Regions from separate parts of the Homo sapiens genome. Here region 1 is linked to region 2. Evidence: read pairs that join two places in POLR2A ChIA-PET (ENCODE). Cell type or tissue: GM12878. All regions are shown on one strand.

What was found. ChIA-PET counts read pairs that join two places held together with the same protein. Peaks named below come from ENCODE experiments on the same cell type or tissue, not always from the same donor. Only the 100,000 strongest peaks of a DNase experiment are listed, where the experiment ranks them.
Region 1: POLR2A ChIA-PET joins it to region 2 with 6 read pairs; 3 of 35 experiments call an interaction of 5 or more read pairs at or near these places.

Annotation. Positions count from the first base shown.
Region 1 is chr15:90,313,033-90,317,032 of GRCh38, reverse strand. No RefSeq gene overlaps it. Among named protein-coding and RNA genes, the nearest start is that of ZNF774, 37 kb to the left of the region's middle. In GM12878, no CTCF peak of the experiment used is centred here; no DNase peak of the experiment used is centred here.
Region 2 is chr15:90,176,738-90,180,737 of GRCh38, reverse strand. No RefSeq gene overlaps it. Among named protein-coding and RNA genes, the nearest start is that of SEMA4B, 23 kb to the left of the region's middle. RefSeq lists an enhancer at 1,770-2,675. In GM12878, no CTCF peak of the experiment used is centred here; a DNase peak (open chromatin) is centred at 2,027; H3K4me3 peaks cover 1,226 bases; H3K27ac peaks cover 850 bases.

The DNA of each region.
Region 1 (4,000 bases), 140 kb before region 2:
CCTGTAATCCTAACACTTTGGGAGGCCGAGGCGGGTGGATCACTTGAGGTCAGGGGTTTGAGATCAGCCTGTCCAACATGGTTAAACCCTGTCTGTACTAAAAAAAAAAAACAAAAAATTAGCCAGGCTTGAGGATTGCTTGCACCCACGAGCTGGAGGTTGCAGTGAGCCGAGATCATGCGACTGCACTCCAGCCTGGGTGACAGAGTGAGGCTCTGTCTCAAAAAAAAAAAAAGATTAATGGCTTGGCATGTGGTGGCTCACACCTGTAATCCTAACATTTTGGGAGGCTGAGGTGGGAGGATCGCTTGAGGCCAGGACTTTAAGACCAGCCTGGGCAACATAGCAAGAACTTGTCTCTACAAAAAATAAAAATATTAGCTGGGTGTAGGGCATGCACCTGTAGTCCCAGCTACTTGAGAGGCTGAGGCTGGAAGATCACTTGTGCCAGGAATTTGAGGTTTCAGTGAGCTGAGATGGCACCACTGCACTCCAGCCTGGGCAACAGAGCAAGACTCCGTCTTGGAAAAAAAAAAAAAATTCAAGTTGCCTGTGTGTATATGAAGCGAATCAAACACACAGTAGTAAAAGCCCACTAAGGGAACAGTAAAAGCCCATTAAGGGAACAGTCTCTGGCACCAGACCATTCCCTGAGGATGTTTCCATCTCCAGGCCATGTGGCTCGGTAAATCTCATAGTTAGTGGCTTTAATATTTGTAATAGGTGTAGCTTGGGAGCAGCAGTCTGGTTTGACAAGCCGGTTAGGGAACTTAAAGCCACTTTTGCTTGCCAAGAGTCACTGCTTTTACTGAAGGTTACAAGATTTTTTTTTCTTTCCAATAGTCAACTAATTATTTTAGGGATAATTTTCTTCCTATAAACCAAACAGCCAGGGGGCTACGAATATATATGCATGTATACATGCGTGTATGTATTTAAATTTTTTCCCTGCCTTGTTTTTCCTTCCAATCTTTATAATTAGTCTTTACTTGTAATAGCTTGGGGGGCATTGAAGATTACAGAGAGAAATCCCCGCTAAAACATACCCTGTCCCAAGCCACCCCAGCACCGCTCTTGTCTCTGTGTCTTGGCAAGGACCACCCCACACTGGGGCTGCCTCTGAGTCATTTTGTGCAGCCTGGAGCACCTCTGTGTCCTCCCACAAGTATTCTTGAATAGTGCAGTTCAGAATAGGGCGTGGGAACTGGCCAGAGGTTGTAAATCCATTCTCCTTCCTCCTCTTGGCAAGAAGGGGCTGGAACAGGGCCTGGGTTATCCAGTCCTGGAGAAGTTCAGGCCAGCACAGGAGAACTAAGAGAAAAGCCAGCATCCACCAAGGAGGAACACAAGGTCCAAAGCCTAAAGCTAAAGGGTCTCCCTCTGTCACACTTAATGCAAACCATTAATACAAATCCCAAGTGATACTGGCCTTGGGGGGATGAAAAAAATCCATTCTAAAAAAAAAAAAATTCCTGCTGTAGCTTTTCTTTTTCCATGGGCATGCGTCATGTGATACTTGATTTCACAATTATTCACTGACACTTTCTTGGACTGAATTTCACTCCTCCCTCTTTTAAGTCAACACTTCCCTGATCCCATTCCCCAGTGTCTCTGTCTGGGCATTTTTTTTTTTTTTTTTTTTTGAGACAGAGTGTCGCTCTGTCACCCAGGCTGGAGTGCAGTGGCGTGATCTCAGCTCACTGCAACCTCTGCCTCCCAGGTTCAAGCAATTCTCCTGCCTCAGTCTCCCAAGTAGCTGGGATTACAGGTGTGCACCACTATGCCCGACAAATTTTTTTTTTTTTTTTTTTTTTTTTTTAAGACAGAGTCTTGCTCTGTCACCCAGGCTGGAGTGCAGTGGCGTGATCTCAGCTCACTGTAAGCTCTGCCTCCCGGGTTCACGCCATTCTCCTGCCTCAGCCTCCCGACTAGCTGGGACTACAGGTGCCTGCCATCATGCCCAGCTAATTTCTTTTGTATTTTTAGTAGAGACGGGGTTTCACCGTGTTAGCCAGGATGGTCTCGATCTCCTGACCTCGTGATCCATCCGCCTTGGCCTCCCAAAGTGCTGGGATTACAGGTGTGAGCCACCGCACCCAGCCATTTTTTTGTATTTTTAGTAGAGATGGGGTTTCACCACATTGGCCAGGCTGGTCTCGAACTCCTGACCTTGTGATCCACCAACCTCGGCCTCCCAAAGTGCTGGGATAACAGGTGTGAGCCATTGTGCCTGGTCTGTTTTTTCGTTTTTTTGTTTTTTTTTTAATTAGAGACGAGGTCTTGCTATGTTGTCCAGGCTGGTCTCAAACGCCTGACTTCAGGTGATCCACCCGCCTCAGCCTCCCAAAGTGCTGGGATTACAGGCATGAGCCACTGTACCCAGCCTGGCATTCTTAAGATGAGCACCCCTTTAGCCTTTTCCTTAGGCCAGTCTTACAATATCCTACAACACTGTCCAATGGTCTTTTCCCAATCATATTTAGTGGCCCTGAGTCTGTGACACAACTAGCAAAAATGAGACACATACCCTGTGTGAGCCCAAAAGAGACTTGTTTCTTATTCTGACATTAGGAAGTAGTTTGGATGAACCAATGATGGAGGTCTTAGGTGGGTGCAGGTACTTCCTGCATCCTCAGGGCCCAAAGGGACTCTCTGCTTCAATGCCTGAGCCTTATCTGCTGGGAAGTGGTGGGGAGTCATTGGCCCTGATCATAACCAGTTGTTATGCAGAGTACCTGAATGGAAAAAACAAACAAACAAAAAAACATGACCCAGTGATATATTGCCTACAAGAAACACACTTCACCTACAAAGACACACATAAACTGAGAAGAAAGGGATGGAAAAAGATGTCCCGTGCCAATGGAAACTGGTAAAGAGCAGGAGTGGCTATGCTTATATCAGACTAAATAGATTTCAAGACAAAAACTATAAGAAGAGGCAAAGAAGGTCATTATATAATGATAAAGGGGTCATTCAGCAAGGGGATATAACAATTTTAAATAGATATGCACCCAAGACTAGAGCACCCAGATATATAAAGCAAACACTAAACAGCTAAAGAGAGAGAGAGACCCCAATACAATAATAACTGGAGACCTCAACAGTCTACTTTCAGCAGTGGACAGATCTTCTGGACAGAAAATCAACAAAGAAACATGGGACTTCATCTGCACTGTTGACCAAATGGAACTAATAGATATTTACAGATTGTTTCATCCAATGGCTACAGAATACACATTCTTTTCCTCAGCACATGGATCATTCTCAAGGACAGACCATATCTTAGGTCTCACAACAAGCCTTAACACATTAAAAAAAAATTGAAGTAATGTCAAGCATCTTCTCTGACCACAATGGAATAAAACTAGAAATTAATAACAAGAGAAATTTTGGAGATATACAAACACATGGAGATTAAATAATATGCTCTGGAATGACCAGTGGGGTCGATGAAGAAATTAAGAAGGAAATGGAAACATTTCTTGAAACAAATGATAATGGAAACACAACATACCAAAACCTATGGGATACAGCAAAAGCAGTGCTAAGAGGGAAGTTTATGGCAATAAACACTTACCTTAAAAAAGTAGAAAAACAGGCCAGGCATGGTGGCTCATGCCTGAATCCCAGCACTTTGGGAGGCTGAGGTGGGCAGATCACCTGAGCTCAGGAGTTCGAGACCAGCCTGACCAACATGGAGAAACTCCGTCTCTACTAAAAATACAAAATTAGCTGGGCGTGGTGGCGCATGCCTGTAGTCCCAGCTACTTGGGAGGCTGAGGCAGGAGAATCGCTTGAACCCGGGAGGCAGAGGTTGCGGTGAGCCGAGATCACACCATTGCACTCCAGCCTGGGCAACAAGAGCGAAACTCCGTCTAAAAAAAAAAAAAGTAGAAAAACATCAAATAAACAACGTAACAGTGCATCTTAAAGAAATAGAAAAGCAAGAGCAATCCAAACCCAAAATTAGTAGAAGAAAAGAATAAAGATCCCAGAG
Region 2 (4,000 bases):
GTCTCTCTCTGTCATCCAGCCTGGAGTGCAGAGATTGGCTTTTTTCGATAACCATAATGCCTCTGAGATATATCCAACCAAGTCACTGTGTGTATCAATAGTTCTTTCCTTTTTATTACTGAGTAGTATCCCATGGAATGCATGTACTAGAGTTTAACTTTTTATTTTTTTGTACAGATGGGGGTCTCCCTATGTTGCCTAGGCTGGTCTTCAACTCCTGGGCTCAAGCAATCCTCCCACCTCAGTCTCTCAAAGTACTGGGATTACAGGCATAAGCCACCATATCTAGCTCAAGTTTATTCACCCATTGAATTGAAGGCTATTTGGGTTGTTTCCAGTTTTGGGCTATTACAAATGAAGCAACTCTAAACATTTGTGTACAGGTTTTTATATGAATGTAAGTTTTCATTTCTCTGAGATATATGTCCAAAGAATGCCATTGCTGTGTCTTATGGTAAGTGCATATCTAGTCTTATAAATTGCCATGATTTTTTGCAGAATGGCTGTACCATTTACATTTCCACCAGGAATGTGGAGAGAGATCCATTTTCTCCACACTCTTGCCAGCATTTCCTGTTATCACTGTTTTTTATTTTAGCTGCTCTTATAGGTGCATAGTAATATCTCATTGTGATTTTTTTATTGTAATTTTTTTTTTTTTTTTTGAGAGGGAGTTTTGCTCTCGTTGCCCAGACTGGAGTGCAATAGTGCAATCTCGGTTCACTGCAACTACCACCTCCCGGGTTCAAGCGATTCTCCTGCCTCAGCCTCCCAAGTAGCTGGGATTCCAGGCATGTGCCACTGCGCCCAGCTAATTTTGTATTTATAGTAGAGACAAGGTTTTACCATGTTGGCCATGGCTGGTCTCAAACTCTCAACCTCAGGTGATCCACCCACCTCGGCCTCCCAAAGTGCTGGGATTACAGGTGTGAGCCTGCCTCATTGACTCATTGACTCATTGACTTTTTTCTCTACATTACTGGCATCCTCCAGAACCCCTGTCTTTCCTTGCTTCTGCTCCATCCTGCATCTCTCCCCTATCTTCCTCTCCTTCCCCAGGACCTGAGGCATCCCCATGCCCCTCTTGAATGATTGTCTTCCCTCCTCTGATAAAAACCCTGAGGCTATAACAAACTGCTGGAAGAAAAAAAAAAAAAGCCCTGAGGCTGGCCACCCACCTCTGGCCACTTCCTTGTCACTAGAGACTTCGCATGTGGCTCCCAGTTCTTCACCTAAAGCTCCAGTCACTGTCTTGGTGACAAGTCCTGCATCTACTTTCTTACATCTCTGGTGACTTCCCTGACCCCACTTCAACCGCCACTCCAATTTTACCAGCAGTCACAGCTCCATCAGCAAGATCCCAAATTCAGGCATCCCAGTCTCTAACTCCCTTCTCTTTTCCTTCCTACTTCCTGGTTTAACACACTCGCTCAGACCTTCCTTGGACCTCAGCAGCCTCTCCAGGTCACTGATGTCCCACCTTCTCCTGATCCACTAGCCTTTCTCCCTCCCCATTCCCTTCTTACCCACTTAGATCCACCATTCCAACAACCTATTGCCTCAATTCTCTAACATCCCTTGTGGTCATTTTCACCACGTGGGAAAGCTCCAGATGTTAGCCAGGCAGGGCAGCACGCACCTGTAGTCCCAGCTACTAGGGAGGCTGAGGCAGGAGAATGGCTTGAACCCGGGAGGTGGAGGTTGCAGTGAGCTGAGATTGCACCACTGCACTCTGCACTCCAGTCTCCAGTCTGGGCGACAGAGTGAGACTCCATCTCAAAAAAAAAGAAAGAAAGAAAGAAAGAAAGCTCTAGATGAGCTCTGTGACCCACTTTCTCAGTACCTCTTCCTCAACAGTGGCTGGAGAGAGTCACTTAGGGTGGAGGGTTCCATTGCAAATCTAGGTTATCAGCTTCAGACCCTCAGCACCACCTGGGCTGTCCTTTCTCTGGCCACCTCTCTACATTGCTCTCTGGACCAACTCTCTTAAACATTTTCCCTTCTGTCCTTTACTTCACATACAAAACAGAAGTGAAGATCTCTGGCCTGAGATTGCAAAAACCACAACAACCAAAAACCAAAATAGAAGTCATGATGGGCGTGGTGGCTCACACGTGTAATTCCATCACTTTGGGAGGCCAAGGTGGGCAGATCACTTGAGCCCAGGAGTTCAAGACCTGCCTGGGCAACATAGCGACACTGCCCCATCTCGACAAAAAATTTTAAAAACTAGTCAAGTGTGGTGGCACACATCTGTAGTCCCAGCTATCTGGGAGGCTGAGGTGGAAGGATCACCCGAGCCTGAGAGGTTGAGGCTGCAGTGAGCTATGATCGTGCCACTGCACTCCAGTCTGGGCAACAGAGTGAGACCCTGTCTCAAACAAACAAACAAACAAAATTAAAGTCATCAGATGGGGTCTTCCTTATTTTTTTCCATCTGCATTGAGAGAGACCCAGTCTACTTTCATGAAAAGGGTGGTGGTCTTGGTATAGATGGATGGATAGATTGCTGTTTACAAGAAATGCAGTTATTTTACGTGTTTAGACACAACAAAACAGTGCTCTTTAACACACGCAAGTACAATGGCTATAGGTGCAAATACATTTTGCAATAACATACAAAGTCTAAATCTGAAGCTCTTTCTGAATTGGGAACCTAGGTAAATGGGCCCTCCTTGGTACCTAACAGGCTTCATCCACTTCCAAGCTACTCCCTGCAAGCCCCCCACCGCCCTGCCCCTCCTACCCTTCTTCTCACCAAAGTAATTGTTCTACACCCTGGCTGCGCATTGGAATCGCTTGGAGGAGCTGGCCAATTCTGCATATCATTTCAATCAGATTCTCTGGGGGTGAATCCAGGCTTCAGTTGTGTTTTTTTTTTTTTGACAGAGTGTCACTCCGTCACCAAGGCTGGAGTGCAATGGCACAATCTTGGCTCACCGCAACCTCTACCTGTTGGGTTCAAGCGATTCTCCTGCCTCAGCCTCCTGAGTAGCTGGGACTACAGGCGTGTGCCACCAGGCCCAGCTAATTTTTGTATTTTTAGTAGAGACGGGGTTTCACCACATTGGCCAGGCTGGCCTCGATCTCCTGACCTCAGGTGATCTGTCTGCCTTGGCCCCGCAAAGTGCTGGAATTACAGGCATGAGCCACCGCGCCCAACCAACATCAGTATTTATTTATTTGTTTTTTTGAGATTGATTCTTGCACTGTTGCCCAGGCTGGAATGCAAGGGTGCAATCTCGGCTCACCGCAACTTCTGCCTCCCGGGTTCAAGTGATTCTCATGCCTCAGCCTCCAGAATAGCTGAGATTACAGGCACCCGCCAACATGCCCAGCTAATTTTTGTATTTTTAATAGAGATGGGGTTTCACCACGTTAGCTAGGCTGGTCTCGAAGTTCTGACCTCAAGTGATCCGCCTGCCTCTGCCTCCTAAAGTGCTGGAATTATGGGCACCAGCCACTTCGCCCAGCCAAACACATGTAAATTTTCAAATTCTGTAGGTGATTCGAGCCAGCAGCAGAGGTTGGGGGTTGGGAAGCCAGTCCTACAGAAACTGCCCCTCCTCCTATCTACCCTTCCACTGTACTTTGTCTCCCACTCCCTCCCTCTCAACTGGTTTACTTCTAAAGACTTTTCTTTTTTTTTTTTTTCTGAGATGGAGTCTCGCTCTGTCACCCAGGCAGGAGTGCAGTGGCGCGATCTCAGCTCACTGCAACCTCCGCCTCCCAGATTCAAGTGATTCTCCTGCCTCCCAAGTAACTGGGACTACAGGTGTGTGCCACCAAGCCTGGCTAATTTTTGTATTTTTAGTAGAGATGGGGTTTCACCATGTTGGCCAGGCTGGCCTCGAACTCCTGACCTCAAGTGATCCCCCTGCCTCGGCCTCCCAAAGTGCTGGGATTACAGGCTGAGCCCCCGCACATGGCCTAAAGACTTTTCAACATGATCAAGTCTCTCCCACTTACGGAAAAAAGAAAAATTGCAAATACCCACAAA